Linked DNA regions of Homo sapiens: region 2 is linked to region 1. A link is an interaction called in ENCODE POLR2A ChIA-PET data of the cell type or tissue named here. Cell type or tissue: endothelial cell of umbilical vein. All regions are shown on one strand. Each heading gives the region's core, and the rest is flanking DNA. Links, peaks and the distances in the headings are about the cores only.

Region 1 (11,476 bases), core at 2,013-10,012:
TAATAAAACTCTTATTTAGAGCCTTCAATAAAAAAGAAATCATTGAACTACAGCCAAAGAAAATTAGATATTCGAAACATAGTTTAAGAAACAACTGTAATATCATTAAATTCAAAGATTTAGTCTCCTTAATTTCAATACACTATCAAAGATACAAGGCATAGGCCGGGCGCGGTGGCTCATGCCTGTAATCCCAGCACTTTGGGAGGCCGAGGCGGACGGATCACGAGGTCAGGAGATCGAGACCACGGTGAAACCCCATCTCTACTAAAAATACAAAAAGTTAGCCGGGCGTAGTGGCAGGCGCCTGTAGTCGCAGCTACTCGGGAGGCTGAGGCAGGAGAATGGCGTGAACCCGGGAGGCAGAGCTTGCAGTGAGCCAAGATCGCGCCACTGCACTCCAGCCTGGGTGACAGAGCGAGACTCCGTCTCAAAAAAAAAAAAAAAAAAAAACAAAGATACAAGGCATAAAAAGGATTTAGTGTCAGAACATTTGTTTATTTTCAACAAAAGTATATATAAATTCAGTGTCAGATGTATATAAATGATCAGATATAATTATTCACTGATAATATCTATTTCATATATATCTATGAGTCCCCTGTGTTAGCCCACTCTTCCCTATCAAGATCAGTATAGACTGAGAAATAAAATCTAAAAGTAAATATAAAGGTTAAAATATTATTGTTATTCCAAATAGAGCTGGACTTAGCAACTGAACCTGAGAACCAGGCTTACTGACATAACTTGACTGCAACCAACATTTACAGACCCATGAACCCACTTTGGGGAACAAACCTGTAGAAATGCACTAGAATGCATAATGCCTCCTCCCTTGGGTAGGCAGCTGCCCCACAAAAGAGGGGAGAATCAGGTTGAGAATTCCCAATTTTGCTTTCCACAAATAACCAATCACTTGAGTCCCTCCGAGAGTAAAGCAAGCCTTGAGCTCTCCTCACAAGGAGGAACTACTGGAAAAAGATAAAGTTCCCCCAAACATGCGTGCCATTGCCATTTTTCTGGTTTGTTTTGGTTTCATAGCTTGAGTCCCAGTGCAGCACTCATTAAAACAGTTCATATATGATTAAAACTGAACCACATTCTATTTTGTTTCCATTACAACTTCCAAAAGACAGTACAAAATTATCCTTAAACTGTGATGCTATTTGACTGCTTCCAATAGGTGGAAACTCTTTGTTCACCCTTAATGGCAGGCTTTATCTGGTAATCCACAGTTCTAAACTTACAAAGAATACCAGATTACATGAAATGCTTGAAGACACATAACAGTATAATAAAATACCAGCATATTATTTTAAAGGATGCTAATGGCAAGAAGTTTTAAAGGTAAAAATTAGATGGAGTACCTGTGAAATTTATTCCAAAAGAGAAAAAACTGCCCCTGTTGAAGCACCTAGTGGTGGAAGGGACACTGCCCTGGTAGACGCAGACCTGGTGCCAGTCTGCCCAGCTGAGGCAAAACCATCCACACTTTAGCTCTCTCACTTGCACACCTCAATATCAAAGTCCTTTGGCAGTAACAACACCTCCATATCCTAGGTAGTACAGCATGATGCAGAGAAAAAGAATATCAGGTTCGAAAACAGATTGCCCCAGGGCCATTTCTCACTTCAGTTCTTATATCCATCTGAGATCGAGTACTTATAAGATCTCTCACAAACTCAGTTTGCTCATCTGCATAGTGACAATAATACCACCCCTCTAAGGAGGGTGTCATAAAAGAAGGTAATAAATATGCATGTGTGTGTTATCTATGTACAAATATATCTATGTATGTGTCTACATATAAATACATATAATGCTAACATAGTACACAGTTCCTTAGAACATGCCTCAATATACATATGGTGGATGTTACATTTATTTTAGTAGAATTGCTATATTTGATTATCAGTAGCATGTTTTGTAGCTGCTACCATGTAACAGATAAGCTATTTGAACCAAGGGCTGTGGTTATTTATTTTCAACCCCAGACACAACCCCAGAGAGCAAACCACAAACAAGCAAACCTTTAAGTACTCCAAAATTATGGTGTTATCTGTATGTATGATGAAACTAATTGTGACCAGGGAATTTGCCCTTTCTGAATTACTAAACAAAAATCAATCTTAGAAAAAGGTTACTGCACACATAACAGTATTTCAGAGAGAACTGAAAGTTCCATGTTAGCATGCCCTGATTGTCTACTTCTCCCTAAGGAAGAAAAATAGCAACAATCACTGTCTTCCACTGGAGTTTGAATCAAAATTACAAATTTATCCCACATAAAGCCTTTATCCTTGAGAGAAGTCTGAGCTGCCTGCTGCATGGAAGACCTGCACATAGACCTGCACACAGAGAGGCACTGCTATCATGCAGAAGGGGAAAAAAGAGATCATAAAAAGTTGCTTTGAGTAACAAGCAAAACTTTGACTAATGTAATTTTACTGTTTGTTCTTTCACATTTACAAAATTATATGGCCACCCCAGTTCCAAACCTCTTGAAGGGATGGTTCACATCCCCCATGGAAACTTCCATCTCACATTTTTTTCTTACTTCTTACTACAGGGGCTCCCAAAGGATCCCTGATTACATTCTCTTGAAATTTTCTTTTCTCAGATTCCAAGAAATATTCTCTTGGTTTTTCTTCTTACATCATTAAGTAGTCTATAACACCTTCTTCTCTGATTACTTTTTTCTCCTTTTTCCCTAAATTTTGCTGCTGTCTATAGTTCAGCTCAGAGATCTCTTTTCTCTCCCACCCCACCCCCTATGGTTTTCCTATTGGAATTTCATCAGACTTCATGATTGCAGATTCATCCTCTGTGTAAATAACTTCCAAATCGGGATCTCAACTCCTGACCTCTGTTCCATGCACCACTTCTGCAGTGTGGGACACCAGTGGACAAGACAACCTCCTTTCCCACTGATGCCCTCCAAAGCTTTTCTCTCCACGTATTTCCATTGCAATGAAAGGCAGCTCTGTCCTCCCAGGAACTGAATCCTCACTACTTCTAACTGTAAAAGGCTTTCTTGTGCTCCCCTGTTCTCCATTTTCATTCTCTATTTATATTCTGGCCTTCGATTTTCTCACCTAACTTTTTCTACTTCCCTTCCAATCCTCCTTTTTAAAAACTCCTTCCCCACCACTACCAAGATCAATAATTGTGTAATAAAAAGTTCACATCATGTCCATCTCTATTTCAAAAACAACAAAACCATCAAAAGAAATCAGGTGTCCACCAAAAACCAAACATCTAAACCTGAAATTCAAGGTTCCCCATGACTTAACACTATTTCTGATCTCTTGGTTCTCAATACTATCCTCCGATCACCTGTAATAAACAAGAATATTTGCCTGTAGCTCTTTAAACACGTCTTTTGCTTTCTTACTACTGCACTCTGTGTAAGCCCTTTCCTGTCAGAATGCTGCTAAATGCAACAATAAACTCTTTCTAGACATGCTTTTGTCCAGTGCCAATCACCTTTATTCATTCTATTAAGATTTATAATCACTCCCACAGGTTTTAAACAATATGGCTTTCAAAAAATCTTATATTTTGTTTATTTCCCTCTAACATATTATTTTGAATTTCATTTGATTACTGTTTTAAAAGGATTGCCACAGTTCATCTTATTTCATAAGCCTAAGTACTGCCCTCTGTTTATTAAAAGATACTTATGAAACACAGTAAAACTGAGTATGAAAGAGAAAAAAGGTGTAACCAAAACAGTCATAGAATCACAAAATCTTGGTAAGGGACCTTCAGGTTCACCCGATTCAAACTCTGACCTCATGCTAGAGACCCTTGATTGCAACCCTGCCAATCTTCTAGCAGCTACCTGACTCTCCAGTGACAGGAAGCTCATTACTTTGGGGAAAAAGCCATTCCACTGTTGGCACATCTTATTGTCAGAAAGTTCTTCCTTATTCTGGGCCAAGACATACTTCCTGTAGCTTTTCCTCATAACTCCCAGCTCTAACTCTACAGGCACTTGGGCTTCTGCTACGTGTGGAGAGTTAGGTAACAGCACTTCTATAATCTGTTAATGTTTGCAAATTCACTTCATGGTTTTAGGGGGCATAGGATGGTATAGATAGCCTGGATTCCCTAGTGTTAACAAGTGTAATATATCTGGCAATGTGGAGTAGTTTTGTTTTTCCTTCTCTTGTCTTTACCACCTTTTTCCTTTAGCCAAACACTGTTTTTGATTCCCTGCTTTTTATGTGAAATGTTATTCTTCTTAGCTTCCTTCCTGAATTATTTCTTCCATCTTTTGTCTAAGAACTTTGTATTTCCATTAATGATCATATTTCTAGAATTTCAAGTTGAACATTCATATCTTGGGGTAAACCTTGGAAACATCCTGAAACTATCATAAAACAGATGCCATATCCATTCATTTGTTGGAAAACCGACTTTCTTCCTTCAGACAAAAATCTGATATCATTTATCAGTGGTAATTTACACCACATACCATCCCTGGTAAAAGATTTTATTCACCAAAATATATTTGAATTAAGAGCAATGACAGTGTGGACAAGCCATAGGATTAGAGACAGAAGGCCGGAATTAAAGTCCTTCCCTGCCACTTAGTGCTAATGTGATGATGGACAAATCCATTAACTTCTCTGTGATTCAATTTCCTCATCTCTCAATAATAATAAATTACAATGTACCAGGGACATGGATATCTATTGTATTGTTTCAGCCTCACCAGAGTGTGAAGTAGGTATTATTGATCTCATCTTGAAAAGATAAGAACCCTAAGTAATATTTCCAGATTCTCAGACCTTGAAGCTCAAAAGTGATGAAGGTGGCCGGGCATGATGACTCATGCCTGTAATCCCAGCATTTTTGGTGGCCAAGGCAGGAGGATTGCTTGAGCCCAGTAGTTGAAGCCTAGCGTGGGCAACACAGTGAGACCTTATATCTACTAAAAAAAACTTTTTTAAGTGATGAAAGTGAGATTACATCTCCATTCTGCCTGACTGCAACATTCAGTCTTCACTACACCACACATTAATATCAATAAGAAAAACAAGCTGATAGTCCAGGTCTGCCATACCTTGTGATCCTAATGTTATATGTAAACTCTTAGGGAAATAGTACAATGGGTCAGAGGGGATATAACCCTGAAAAACCAACAAATATGCTTGGTGATGAGTTAAAACAAAGGAGTCATCATACAGACAGTGCTCTTTTTCTAACCATCTGGGTCTCCCATTCTGTCCCCTAGAGGAGTTTGAATGACAAATCAAACTGAGTCACTGACTGACAAATTCAAGCAAGAAAATAATTTAATACTGTCTCAATCAAGACTTGCATCATATATTCTCTTTGCTCTGAAATGTAAGGCACATGACAGGATTATACTTTTCCACACTTATCACCATTTCAATCACCATTTCAATAATGGAAACCTGTGACCATCTCCACTCTAGCTTTTGCAACAGTTCAAATAATTCTCAGTCAGTAACTGCCAAGCTATTTTTACGCTCAGTATATTTCCTAGTGTACTTAGGCTAGGATGATAACTAAACTGCACACTAGCACTTCCATGTGCTTAACTTTCCAGGCGTCTGACAGAAGCCCTTACCTGGAAGATTCAAGAACTCCTCCTGGCTTGTTCTTACTGCCACGATCCTTCAGCCCATATTATGGTCCTTTACTTGTTGCTTGGGAGGATGAAGGCCGAAGGGTATTTTCACTAACTTAAAATCCCAAAGATAACAATAGATGTCTAAAAGATAAACACAATCTACTATATTGTGTCTCTCTTGCAAAAGCTATCATTTTTGGCGTGGTAAGTAATAATGTTTTATGTCCACATGACATCCAAGCCCCATGGCAAGATTTATAAGAAAGGGAAATCATTTCCTAGAGAAACTGCCTTGGAATGAGGTGGCTCATTATCTAAGCCAGCAGAACGTCAACTCTGCTTAACCCAGACTTCCTTCACAAAAAAAAAAAAAGCAAAAAACATGCTAGTTAAAAAATTCGAATTTAGTGGAGAACAGAGAGCCAACTGAGGTCTCAAGCCAGAAATTTACAAAATTTACTTTAATAATTAAAAATAAAAAACTTTCAATGTCTATGTAAAGACACCTAATACCTAAATATGCTTAAGTTTCTCTGTGAATTAAATTAGAAGAGGTATCACTAATATGCTAGGACTTTCTACCTACTCATCACTATGTGGTAAGTCAGCCTCTCTGCTGCAAACATTCAGTATTCGAATCTTTCACAACTAAAAGAACCAATAATATACTACATATGTATAGTTATTTTACAGTGATCGAAAAGGGGCGGCCACCTATATTGTGATCTTAAATCCCATTCCATCTACTTTAAGAAGAATTGTGAGCCATTCCTATATTTATATATGGTTTCTCTTTTTCTGAAGTATCAATGATATGTATTTTAGATTTAACAGCATATTACTCTAAAAACCTAATGATCTGTATTTAATTGTCCCATTATAAAGCTGTTATTACTGCAAAATACCAATATGGTACCGAATTAATAAAAATACAGTTAACTTTTCTGAGATAACATTTATTTGCATCTCACTAAAAGATGGCCTAATGACTAGACAAAAAAGTTAACATGAAAACATGCCAAATTCCACAAGCTGTGAATGAAAATGATTAGTTAATGAGGGGAGTGAGGGGGTGCTAGCAAGCAGTGACACGTATTTTCCTACTTAGTCACAAATACACTAAACAAAAAAAGAGCGTTTACAAAAAAAACAGAGAAGGCAATAGTTTTCATTATTCTATTCCATTAACACTGCCAACAGTAATCAATATTTTTGCTTTTAAAAAAGTAACAATCTAGATCTACATTCTGTAAATAACACTGCATTTCAGGACTATTTTCATCAAGGAAAGCAAAATGAGATCAAGTTAACAATATTTCTAAAAAGTTTTTTAAAGTACCCTTTTCAGAGGGTCATGTCATTGCTGGGTTCCCACTGCATTTTCGTCATACAGCATGATGATTATACCGACAGACACAGAACAGAAGAATCTCTTTTCATTTCTGACTCTGCAAGATGAGATCACAGAAAGCCTCACACAAAGCCCATGGGCTGCAGGATATGTCTCACTAGGCCTAAAAAGACACAGCTCTTTTCACTGTGGCTTTTCTTTGAACTATACACTTTAAAGGAGCCATAAGATTCAGAGGGGAGGGGCAGTGAAAAAAAAGAGGCAGCATATCTTCTCAGATCTAAAAGCATACAGATGGCAAAGGTTAGACCTTAGTGGGGAAACACTAAAAAGTCCAGGACAACTGAAAAACACTAGTTTGATAGTTTTTTTTTTTTTTAACTCTTTTCTACCCTGCTGTATTCCATAGAATGTCCATGTCACATACAGCCATGTCTGACCTCAACTCCAAAGGAGCTTTGGCTTCCCTGGGCCCCAGTCGGTGACTTCAGGCAAAGGCAAGTTTTGCTTCTGAGTTCCCATAGAAAAACTGTTCCTCAAGTCCAGTTATATAAATGAAGCTTAAAAAGCTTTTTTTTTAAAGAAACAATTCTGAATTTGTTTACATGGGAAAGAATTATATACTCTAAAAATATTGGCTATAGTTCCTCTGATGTATAATAAATTGAAAATCAATTTTTCAAGGTCGAAAGAGCATGTTTTTATACTCTGGTTTTGAAAATGGAAAGAGTAAGTTGTAAATTCCTCCTCCTCAAAACCCCAAATTAATGACAATCAGGGGAAAAGGCATATACAATATTTGCAACTTTCAGCCCACTAAATGCATTCCATACTATAAGGTTATAGAAAATCAAATCCATCTTCTTCTCAAGCATATTTTATTCCTCTTCCTGAAGGGAAAGGCAAAACTGTAATACATCATCTGTTTCTTGATTCTGAACAGAGAACAGAAATCTCTGAATCTAAAAATGGATCTGGTGACCTAGTATATTACATTGAGGGTTAGGGGAAGCCCTTTCCTTAATATGGTTTTCATGATTAATGAATGGCATTGCCATATTTACTCCCACATCTTTCCGGCTTGCATGAGCTTGTTTGGCTGAGAATAACATCAAGAAAAAAATGTTTTCACCACCGAATTTTTTTTCCACATTTTATTTCATTTTTTTTTAACTTGTAAGTTCAGGAGTACATGTGCAGGTTTGTTACACAGGTAAATTTGGGTCACGGGGGTTTGCTGTACAGATTATTTCATCAGCCAGGTATTAAGCCCATTAGTTATTTTTCCTGATCCAATGCAGCCATTAAAAAGAACGAGATCATGTCCTTTGGAGGGACATGGATGGAGCTGGAGGCCATTATCCTTAGTAAACTAACACACGAACAGAAAACCAAATACCACCTAATTCTTAACCTCTCCCTTTTAAAAAAAATTGCAGTGGCAAAAAAAAAAAATTGCAGTGGCAAATGAAAAATTTCTTCCAGCAGAATATGTTGTTTTCCTTGCCAGAGCCTAGTAGAGACTAAAATAAAGAAGCACACAACTGCAGGCTATATATGGGCTGCAGTGGAGAGTGAAGTTCATCAGTGCTCACGTATCTCACCTTTACACAGCTGTCTTCCCAGCCTCCTCCTTTTCTACTCCCTTCCTATAAGTGGCAGATATGTGACTGTTGTCATTGCACTGCAATTAGAAAAACTTAGAGAAGAATAAGATATCTTAAGGAGTAACCAAGAATGCATTAGCTACTGAAGTATTTGTACACCAATGTTTAAATGAAAAAGAAACCCTCAAGGCAGGAATACCTATTCACCACTCTAAGGTCCTTTCATTTACCCTTTGTGTTGATCACAAACATGACTCAATGATGGGAGCTTTTTCTACAAACAATGATTATTCACTAAGGGAAGGGGGAAATGCTAGTTTATATTAAATTCACTCACGTTGTGACAATTTTTGTTTTAGTAAGGACTGTGATGATCTCGTAAGGTAACAAAATAGATGCAAAAGGCTGCAGAAGATGGCTGATGCTTATACAATTATTTTCTTCCCTTTCAAAAGTGAAAATATTAGAGAAAAATGAAGAAAATAACCTTCAAATATTTTGGCATAAATGTCTTCTTTATAGCTACTTTTAGTTACTAATAAATTATTAAAATGAAATTGCAAACAACACTCAGAAAGGAAAAAATATGGCTAATGAGCCATGAAGATTATATATTACCCCAGAAACTCTCCCAAATTGGTTGTCTCCCCAAAAGTTCATTTTTAAAGTCCTTGGTTGAAACTTAAAATATTACTTTCCAAAACAATACTTCATGATTCATTGTGCAAATAACTGTGCTAAATAATAACAACTATAGCTAACATTTTACTTATTTAATTATCACAAAGACCTCAGAAGGCAGGAAGTACCATGACTGCATTTCACAGAGAAGTAACTTTTCCAGGGCCCATATGAAGTGTAAGTAATAACACCAGTATTCCAACTTACAGTTCATCTTCAGAGCCCACACACTGAACCATTATACTCTACTACCATCTCAGGGAGCCAATGTGGGGATGTGGATATAAGTAAGAAAAATATTATAAATGCTGGACAGACTTTTTAGGTAGCTCAGGACAAAAATTAAACTACAATTTACCTCAATGTCAATTTCATCGATTAAGAGTTTAAAACAGTCCAATTTTAGCTAACATCGAAATCACCTGGAAAGCTTGGGCAAACACAAGTCAATGAGCGCTACCCCAGACTTTCTGACTCAGTAGGTCTGTAATGACGCCCAAGGATTTGCATTTCTATGGCATTCCCTGGTGATACTCTACTGTTGGTTCCAAGACCAGACTTCACTTGAAAAACCACTGGTATAAAACTCTCTGGCAATACTTATAATTGAAACATAATAGAAGAAATTTTGTTGAGTACAATTACTGAACTATAATTAGATTTAAAAAACACAACCTGACTCCTGGCTATCAAGATGAAAGAAATGGAATCAGAAAAGGATAAGCAGGTCAGCCCAGTGGCTCACACCTGTAATTCCAGAACTTTGGGAGGCCAAGGTGGGAAGATCACTTGAGCTCATAAGATCGAGACCAGCTGGGCAACATGGTGAAACACCATCTCTACAAAATACACAAAAATTAGCCAGGCATGGAGATGTGTGCCTATAGTCCCAGCTACTCAGGAGGCTGAGGTGGGAGGAGGGCTTGAGTCCAGGAGGCAGAGGTTGCAGTGAGCTGAAATCATGCCACTGCACTTCAGCCTGGACAACACAGCAAGACCTTGTCTCAAAAAAACAAAACAAAACAAAAGGATAAGCATGTAAGGAGGTGTAAACCTCCATAGCCTTTGCTTGATATTGGTGGGCCCTTTGGAGGTTTACCTCCAAGATAATGGAAAAAACAATGACTAAGGACTAAGAGTCTGAAGAACTGCGTTCTGTTTTGTTTCTGTTTTCCCATAGGGCTGGCACTTAAGTATTCCTAACTTTGGTCTCCTTATCTGTAACGTAGGAAAAATAATTCTTTTGCCTTTTGGGAAGGAGGGAGAAATTGTAAGAATCTGATGAAGTAACTGAAAAAAAAATTACACACCAAGAAACAATATGCAAAATAAAGTAACATTATTGAGATATTGATCAAATTTGATTTAATCTCAAAATGTAGGATTCTTGTTTTCTTTCAAAAAAATTAAATGTTAACACTAGTTTATGATTACTGATCATTACAATGAGTCATGGAGGCATATTTCAACTCAAAAGATTTGTAAAAAAGTGGAGGAGTAAATGGAAGGGAATTCAGTGAAAAAACTGATAAAGAGCTTACCCTTTATAGAAATAGCTGACTTCCCAAATAGGATGAATAAAGATTGGTTACATAATACTCTTGCAGAGAAAGGGAAGTGGAATGATGACAGGTAAGAAGCCATCAGGTGCAGGTAGAAGAGTTCTGGTGCTACACAATGAGGGAAATGATAATACACATTTCCTATAAATATCTAGTAGCTTATCTTCCAACTGAATTGAATAACGATGTTCAGCCTCAGAGGTTTACTCTATGTCTGTATTAATTAAAATCTGTTTCTTGCTACAGCTGATTTTCACACTGTGTTCCAAAACATTTCCTAATATAGACGGTGAACTCCATGTGTTAAGTTTGAATGAGAAGATTTTCCAGTTTACACAGAAAGTTGCTGTTATGGTACTTCCAGTTCCTCCTAGTCCCCAAAGACTTTTTTTTTTTAATGAATTCCTCTTTTTATCTTTTTGCCTATCATTAAGTTAAATCTATGGTTCATTTGCCTCATTCTTTATTTTATGAGGCTTTAAAAATTAAAACATTTTTAGAAAAGTCATATTACCCCACTGACAACTGCATTACATCTAAAAACAACTTAATTAATAAAGCATACACACCCAAACAAAGTACTGGAGCAAGATGGAATACTAGTCTTTCATAATCAGACCAAGATGAGAAATTATCTTGGGTACTTTCACAATACCCATGATTTGGTACT
Region 2 (8,000 bases), core at 1-8,000, 130 kb after region 1:
AGTTGATGTTGGAGGATATCAAGTGTTTACATATGTGTATGGGCTATGCATTTCCTAACATGTATTTTGTCTAATGCTTCGCATTACTTCTCCATTAAAGCTTACCAAATATCTGTAGAAGTAGCAAACTCCCTACCTTTCAATTTCTCAGCCAATTAAATAATTTGGTGATAAAGTAGAACATAATTCTAATTTAGTTTAACTTAGAGGATGAATCCAATTTCATCACTGTGCATGAAATTACAAATTAACATTTGTAATTTTCTAGTTTACACATTTTAAGATATTTTTACATATCCAATAAACAATTATCCAATAAACAACTGTTTTGACTTTGTTAGAACATTTCAAAACTGTCATATCAATGAATAACTTAGCATTCTTGATTAATGGTAAGGAATATACTGAAGTTGAAGATTATTTATTAATCATCTAAAAAACTAACAAAAAGTGTTAAAAGTTCCCCCAAAAAAGGACTGAAATGATTCAATCAGCAGGAAAATAAAATGAGGAAAAGTTGATTACTCCAAATCAATGGAGTTAAACAGTCTCTCAAGATGGACTGTTTGCCAAACTAATACACTGAATTCGAATAGGCAATTTGTAGAAAGGGTAAAGTGGGAAAAATACTGGAATAAGAAAAAGGAAACAGAGAAAAAGGTTAAAATAAATAGGAAGTTTCTAGGGGGATGGATATATATCCACTGAGAGTTCTAGAATAACGGTTTCACAAAAGATGGCTGAAGTTCTAAAATTTTCTAAAGGTCTAAAGTTTTTCTGGTATGAAGTTCTAAAGTTCTTCTGGTAAGAAGTTTTGACTTTTAAGATTTTTCTCAACCCCAACCTAAGAGAAAAAATGGTTTAAATATACATTATTTACCTCACTTAATTGTTTTCCAGGACAAACTCGCTCTGTATTTATACCCTTTGGAACTATTAAAAGCCATATAAATATTGCTTTTTAACTAAAAATTGAAAAATTTTAAAGTACACAGGGATACAGATGAAAGGTGAAGTACAAATTTTATATAGTACAAAAAAATATAAAGGAGAAAGCCTGCCTCTCCTACCCCAAAGTTTAGGGCTAGTACCAGTTTCTATGACACCTTTCCACCCACCTACAAATAACTGTGTGTCCAATCCAATCTATATATATGTCAATGCTGTTCTCTGCTAAGAAATTTGTGTACTTATCTAAACCAAAATCTTCTAGAAGGCATACTTGCGTGTGTGTTTTGCAAATGGTAGTAAGTTCTGCATACTATACTTTAGTTTTATGCATTTTTCACTTAATGTGTCCTAGCAATAATTCCAGATTAATACGTATAAATCTGTCTTGCTGTTTTTAATGGTTCCATAGTGTCCCATTCTCTGCATGCATAGCTTATAAAGCAATCCATTACTGATGGACATTTAAGTTTTAATTTCCAATCTTTTGCTATTACAAATAATGCTACAGTAAATATTCTCATATACTGTGTATATGAATATATTTATAGAAAACTGTATAAAAGTATAAATGCAAAGTGAGGAGACAGCCAAATCTTAGGCTGACCTATTCAATGACTATTTTTTGCTTGATTTTGATAAGTACTCACCAAATATATTTAAATTATAAACATCTGACAATTTTCTCCACAAAACTTGCCAAACACTGAAAGGCACATAAATATATATTATTTTAAAAATGCTAGAATGTAAAATCTGAGATGGATCTTCACACTAGTCATGTCTAGTGCTTTGAAACAGGTGTACCTAGGCTTATGTAGATTACATATATCATTCATATACATCTTAAAAAACAAGGTAAATCTACTATACTCTAATGGTCCAATCTATAGATCAATGTCATTCATTGCTAAGTAATTTGCATTTCTGCCTAAATTAAAATCCTCCAAACAAATCTCTATTTATAGAGAAGACTATCCAGAAAGTGTGATTAAACAGACTCCTGAAAGAACACAGCATTTGGAGAGACACAGAAAAAGGAAGAAAGGAATGTTACCTATATTGTCTATGAGTAACAGTATAAGGAAAGAATGAGTGAAACCTTAGTGTAATCATGAGAAACAGGGTTGAGAGAAATGCGTAGGCCAGAGTATCAACAACAGGTTATCAAAGCTTACAGAAGAATGCAAACATGGTACTTCTGACACAAGTACACAGCCTACATTTTGATCTATGAAGTGAGCTGCATTTTACAATGAAAGGCTAGCTTTAATCATAAAATAATTATATTATTTAATCTAGCTTTATTACTAAAATCTTCTCCTGTAATATGAACTATAAAAAGCTTATGTTTCTTGAGAAAGAAAAAAACACACTGTATCAACTACATGTGATATCTGTGCAGTGTTGAAAGCACAAGAAGCAAACACTTCGCCTGTTTAAACAATCACTATCCCTGTCCTCATTGCACCTCCTTTGCTTTTTTGTGGAAGAACTAAAAACTGCAAATTAGTACATACTATTCTTTTCAGTTATCTTAAGGATTTCCCTTTGATAAAAGTGCATCCTGGACCTTTATATGAGAGAAAATAAATCATTCTTAACGTGAGTAAGAGGGGAAACATTTGCTATTATTTATATTATTAAAAATGTTATTTTGTTTTTTATTAGGCAACTATGAACTTTTTTTACTGTTTCAAATATAATAGAAAAAAATCTGGGGCTAAAAGGAGGAGATTTCAACATCTCAAACCAATCTTAAAGGGAAATATACTATCAGAAAAGTAGGTTTTAATTTGAGAGGATTTTAGTTCCTTAGAGGAAGGAACATAGAAGGCACATGGCTAAAACATGAAGTCAAAAAAACGTGGATTCAAATCCTGGTTCTGTCATTACTGGGTATGTTTGTTTTCTTAGAATAATTGCTTAGTCTCTTGAGAGTTTGTAAGTTAAAGACAGTAATACATAATATAGTTGCTGCAAGAATAAGTGTGGAAATTAGCCATGATAATCATTTGACTGGTAAGGCTACAAGAGTGTATAAAATATGATAGGATCTCATTCTATAAAAGTTCTAAGTTTTTTAGTTTTATTCTTCCCTCTAAGGAACAAAAGACAGAGAAAACAAGAGGCTCATGCTAGAGTTAACTAGATCAAATTGAACTGTTTATGACAAAAAACTTTCTAATGGAAAACCACCTAATATTTATCTTTATGTCATGAATATTCTAGCCAGGATACACTGTGTATTAGTTTGAACATATAAGACTATCAATACTTTATCATTTTTGTTACACAAAACTAGCAATTTCATATGGATCGATCTACTATAGCCCTCCTGTTAAAAGTGTTCTCTTTTGTATACTCATAGAGTGTACCTATATATAAAATATATACTGATGTGCCTATACCACAACTCTGCCTTGAGATATACTGTCTAAAACAAAACTCCTTGGACAGTCTTTCTATAAGGTTAATATCCTACCCCCAGTTGTGATACTTCTCTTGATTCGCATAATAATTTTAAGTGTTCATTAACTTGCCATTAAATACCTTGACTTTCCTTGGCACAGAAATAGGAAGGAAGAGGAAAAAAAGAGGGAAAGGAGGCTAATCTGCTGAACACTGATTTTGTGATAGGCCTACTACTAGTCCATTTTTACAGTTTTTCCCTTTTAATAATTAAAATAACCATGAGAAGTAAGTATGATTAATTTCATATTAGAAAGAGGAAAAATTAAGGTCACGAGAAGTTAAATATCAGCTGAGTTTATGCTTTAGCATGGGGTAGAAACAAATAACCAATATGATTTGCCTCCTAAATGCATTTTATTTCCCCTTGGCTCCTCTATGAGAATGCTTGTGTCTGGGACTCTTGATCAGGATTTCAACCTTCAAGTATAATCTGAACAGTATTCATCTAAGGCAAACAGATCTAAGTAGCTGGTTTCACTTACATTATTCCACACTGGAAATAATGAATATTTCTAAACATAATAAAATACTTAAAAGTGTTCCAAGAAATTTTACTTCCAAAACAAATGCAAATAGGTTTGTCTATTAATATCATCACATAGGCCATAAAATATTGAAAAGTCAAGGTCAAATATGCTGACTGAAGACACAAAAAAAGATCAGTGCTAAAATTATCATTTCATCAATAATCTTAAAGAAAACGTTAGCAATATTTTTGCAGATAATATAAACTTGTAAGTTTTAAAATAGGAGGAAAGACACTAATCATACTTGATGTTACAATGGTCAAAATAGAAAACTTGCATATAATGTAATTCATGCAAAATTTGGGTAAAATAAAAAAAATTTGGGTAAAATAAGGCTGACAAATAAAAGTAAAGTAGTAGTGTGTTACATAATAGGAACAGTAGAAATCAGGGCATGAAGGATGACTATCATTCCATTAATTATTTTAAAGTGTTTGTATAGTTTAGTACCATAAGTCACCTGGGATAAAAGTAAATTTTTAAGAAAAGTTTTTGAAAAAATTAAATGTAAAATTTAAATTATAGCTGCAAGTGTCCTACTTGGAGATAAAGGTGACATTTTGTCAACAATGCAATTAAAGGGAAGAGTAACTGAAATTTTGTCAAAGTGTCTTTACTGACCCTGACTTAACTACTAAGGACTAACTTTGTCAGATTTTTAAAAATAAAAACATAAACATACAGTACTGATTTATTCACAGATAGGTCTCTCTTTCCTGTTAGTTTTTTAAAGTGTAAGGTTAAAAAAAAAAAATCCGAATCCCTGCTTTCACCTGTCTATGATTTCATTGTTACTGAGATTTCATGCCTCAAAGCCCATTCCCCATCATCAATAATACCCATCTTCAGGGCAGAGGCATAGTCCCAAGGGAATGAAACAAACCTAGATATCACAGTGAGACCCTGACTGACACATCCTAATATCAACTCCACTCACCTCCGAGCTATTCTAAAACAACAGTGAGGGGAAAAGAAAGGGAAGAGAAGAAAAAGAAAAACAGCAATATATATGAAAAGCATGGAAACCAATCTTATTAATAAAATATAAGGTTAAGAGTAATCAATGCACATAATACTTGTCATTTCTCAAATAATTAGAATACAACTAATATTAAAATTTTAATGAAAATAATTTAATGTTTCTTGTGGGTTCAAATGGAATTCAAGGAACTTGTCATGTTTTCATGACCATCATTATGAGGCACATATGTGATAAGAAATGCAGTTCTTCTTTATAAAAGGGGAATTAAATAAATCATTCAGTTACAGTTTCCCACCTGTGCTGTGAGGCACTTCTGCTGGTGTATTAGCTGGAGCGTGTGCACCCGGAGGAATCTGTATTCCAGTATAGTTGCCTGATGGCATGTTGCTTGGGTCATAAGTTGAAGATGATGATGGCTGAGTTGGCTGAGTGGGCAGAGAGGCTGCTCCAGCATCTTCATTTTCTTCAATATCTATCAGATCACATATACACAATGTTACAGTAGGTATTTTGAAATACAAGTGCTAGGTATTCTTATTTCATTATACACATGACAAATGGAATCTTTAAATGCAATTCTATTTAATGCAGTGGAGAAGCAAGCTCTATTCTTAAAACAATATTTTTAATTTTTTTATTTTCTTAAAAAATGTAATTGTACCTGACAATATGATTATCACTTCTTTCAGGTTAATATTTTTTAATTCTATAAAATCTTTGCATATAGTGTATATGTACACACATATACACACACACACACACACACACACACACACACACACACACACACATATATATATATATATTTTTTTTTGAGACGGAGTCTCACTCTGCTGCCCAGGCTGGAGTGCAGTGGCGTGATCTCAGCTCACGGCAAGCTCTACCTCCCAGGTTCACGCCATTCTCCTGCCTCAGCCTCCCGAGTAGCTGGGACTACAGGCGCCTGCCACCACTCCCGGCTAGTTTGTTTTTTTTTTGGTTTTTTTTTTTTTGTATTTTTAGTAGAGACGGGGTTTCACCGTGTTAGCCAGGATGGTCTCAATCTCCGGACCTCGTGATCTGCCTGCCTCGGCCTCCCAAAGTGCTGGAATTACAGGCGTGAGCCACCACACCCAGAATATGTTTTTCTTTAAAATAAACTTTCTTTAAACTTATGAAGACTCAAGGACATTTCTGGCAAAACATGCCACATTTATGCTATCCAATAAGAACTCCATTTTCTGACAGCGGACTTTTACTTAAGATTTACCGCGTACTAGCTACTAAATGATTATCTGTGAGTTGTTCAATGCATTTAGCTAATAAAAACAGAGGAATGAAATTTTGCATTTAGCTATGCAGAAAGAAATGAGATATTTCATTTTGAAAAGTTCTGAAATGCAAACTTTTAAAATATACTGTATCGTGAGCCGAATTTGAAAACTACTTTGAAAAACTGAATTTTGAGTATAAAATGACCATCAGCCGCTACTGGGAGTCATAGTAACTTAAAATAAAAGCAAGCTAGAGCTACAGACTCATCAAAGAGAATAGATCTTACTGCTTCCTACCACATTTTTAAATAACTTTTTTGTCTGATTATAAACAGGTTATTCAATGTAGCTAATTTCAAACAAGAAAAAAAGTTAAATTTACCTAATCTGAGATAAGCATTTTATCAAGCAACCTTGTGGATGTATTTATACTTTACATACATTAACATGACTTTCCCCAATACTGGAGAACTCTAACATTTATACATTCTGGGAAAGAAAAAAGCTCCACAACATAAAGGCACTAGAGCATGACCAAAAGCTGGTAGAAATGAGAGTAAGGGTAAGAGGAAATCTTACCAGGTAACATTTGATTTTATGTGGCTGTTCATCTGAGGGCAGTCAATAGTCTACATAAAAGAAAGTTGCCAAGAAGTGAGCCATGAAATGTTTGTATGAACCCCAACTAAATACCTACAAGCCCCTGAATTATGCACACTCAGGTAAGACTCTAGGGGGCCCTGGAGAAAAGCAACTTAAAGCTGAAACAGGGGGACAAAGTTTGAGTTCTGGCAAGTCAATGGTCTGCTGGAATAAGAATCAAGACTTTGCAGAGAAAGATAACAGGATGCAGAGGAGCTTCAACATGTTATCAACAAATAGAAATTATTAAAAATTAGGGGAGAAAAGGAAAATGTGAAAAAAAGAGTCTACAAAAAAGACCTCAAAATGACCCTGATATTGAAAATCAGCAAAAAAGCACTTTAAAGCAGCTACAATAAATTTGTTCAAGGCCACAAAGTAAAACATGGACATAACAAATGAAAGAGACAAAACTAACCAGAGGGGGGAAAAACTGTAAGAGAAAAAAAACAGATGGTATTAACAGAAAGGAAATGGCAAAATAGGTTTAAATCTAGCTATAGCAATTACATTAAATGTAAATGAACTAAACACTATTTCTCACACAGGGGTTGAGAGACAGAATAAAAAAGTGCCTATATGCTTTTTGCAGGAAATGTACTTTAAAACACAAAGATCTAGATTTGTTTAAACTAAAAGGATGACAAACCATGTAAATATCCAGCAGACAAAAGCTGGTGACTAATTTTAATAACAGACAAATAGAATCAATGACAAGGAATATTAGCTGAGATAAAAAGGACCATTTCATAAGGATTAAAACGTTAACACAAATACCAAGCTGACAAAAGCTGGGGTGGCTAACTTTAAAATCCGGCCAAATAGAATTCGTAACCAGGAACATCAGCAAGATATAGTGGGATGTTCCATAATAATAAAAAGGTTAGTTCATAAAAAATAACTATAAAGGTACATGTGCCTAATATAATAACAGAGTCTCAAAATGAAACAAACTGGCAGAACTAGTAAAACCACTGTACTTGGAGATTTAACAGAGAACATCATAAGCAATAACTGCAGAATACATTCTTTTCAACTGCACATGGGACATTCACCAAGACAGATCATATGCTGGGCCATGAAAGAAATCTTGATAAACTACAAAATACCGAAATCTTTTATAGTATGTTCTCTGACTAAAATGGAATTGAATTAGAAATCAGTAAGATATCT

The links. ChIA-PET counts read pairs that join two places held together with the same protein. Peaks named below come from ENCODE experiments on the same cell type or tissue, not always from the same donor. Only the 100,000 strongest peaks of a DNase experiment are listed, where the experiment ranks them.
Region 2: POLR2A ChIA-PET joins it to region 1 with 5 read pairs; 3 of 35 experiments call an interaction of 5 or more read pairs at or near these places.

Annotation. Positions count from the first base shown.
Region 1 is chr6:142,326,995-142,338,470 of GRCh38, reverse strand. All of the region lies in intron 2 of ADGRG6 (adhesion G protein-coupled receptor G6), which reads right to left. Among named protein-coding and RNA genes, the nearest start is that of ADGRG6, 31 kb to the right of the region's middle. RefSeq lists a silencer at 3,805-4,099. In endothelial cell of umbilical vein, for the core only: no CTCF peak of the experiment used is centred there; DNase peaks (open chromatin) are centred at 4,040, 5,870, 6,660 and 7,080; H3K27ac peaks cover 3,080 bases.
Region 2 is chr6:142,195,843-142,203,842 of GRCh38, reverse strand. VTA1 (vesicle trafficking 1) reads right to left here. Exons shown (of 8, transcript NM_016485.5): 6 at 5,228-5,404. Among named protein-coding and RNA genes, the nearest start is that of VTA1, 53 kb to the right of the region's middle. In endothelial cell of umbilical vein, for the core only: no CTCF peak of the experiment used is centred there; DNase peaks (open chromatin) are centred at 2,442, 2,812 and 3,432; H3K27ac peaks cover 3,851 bases.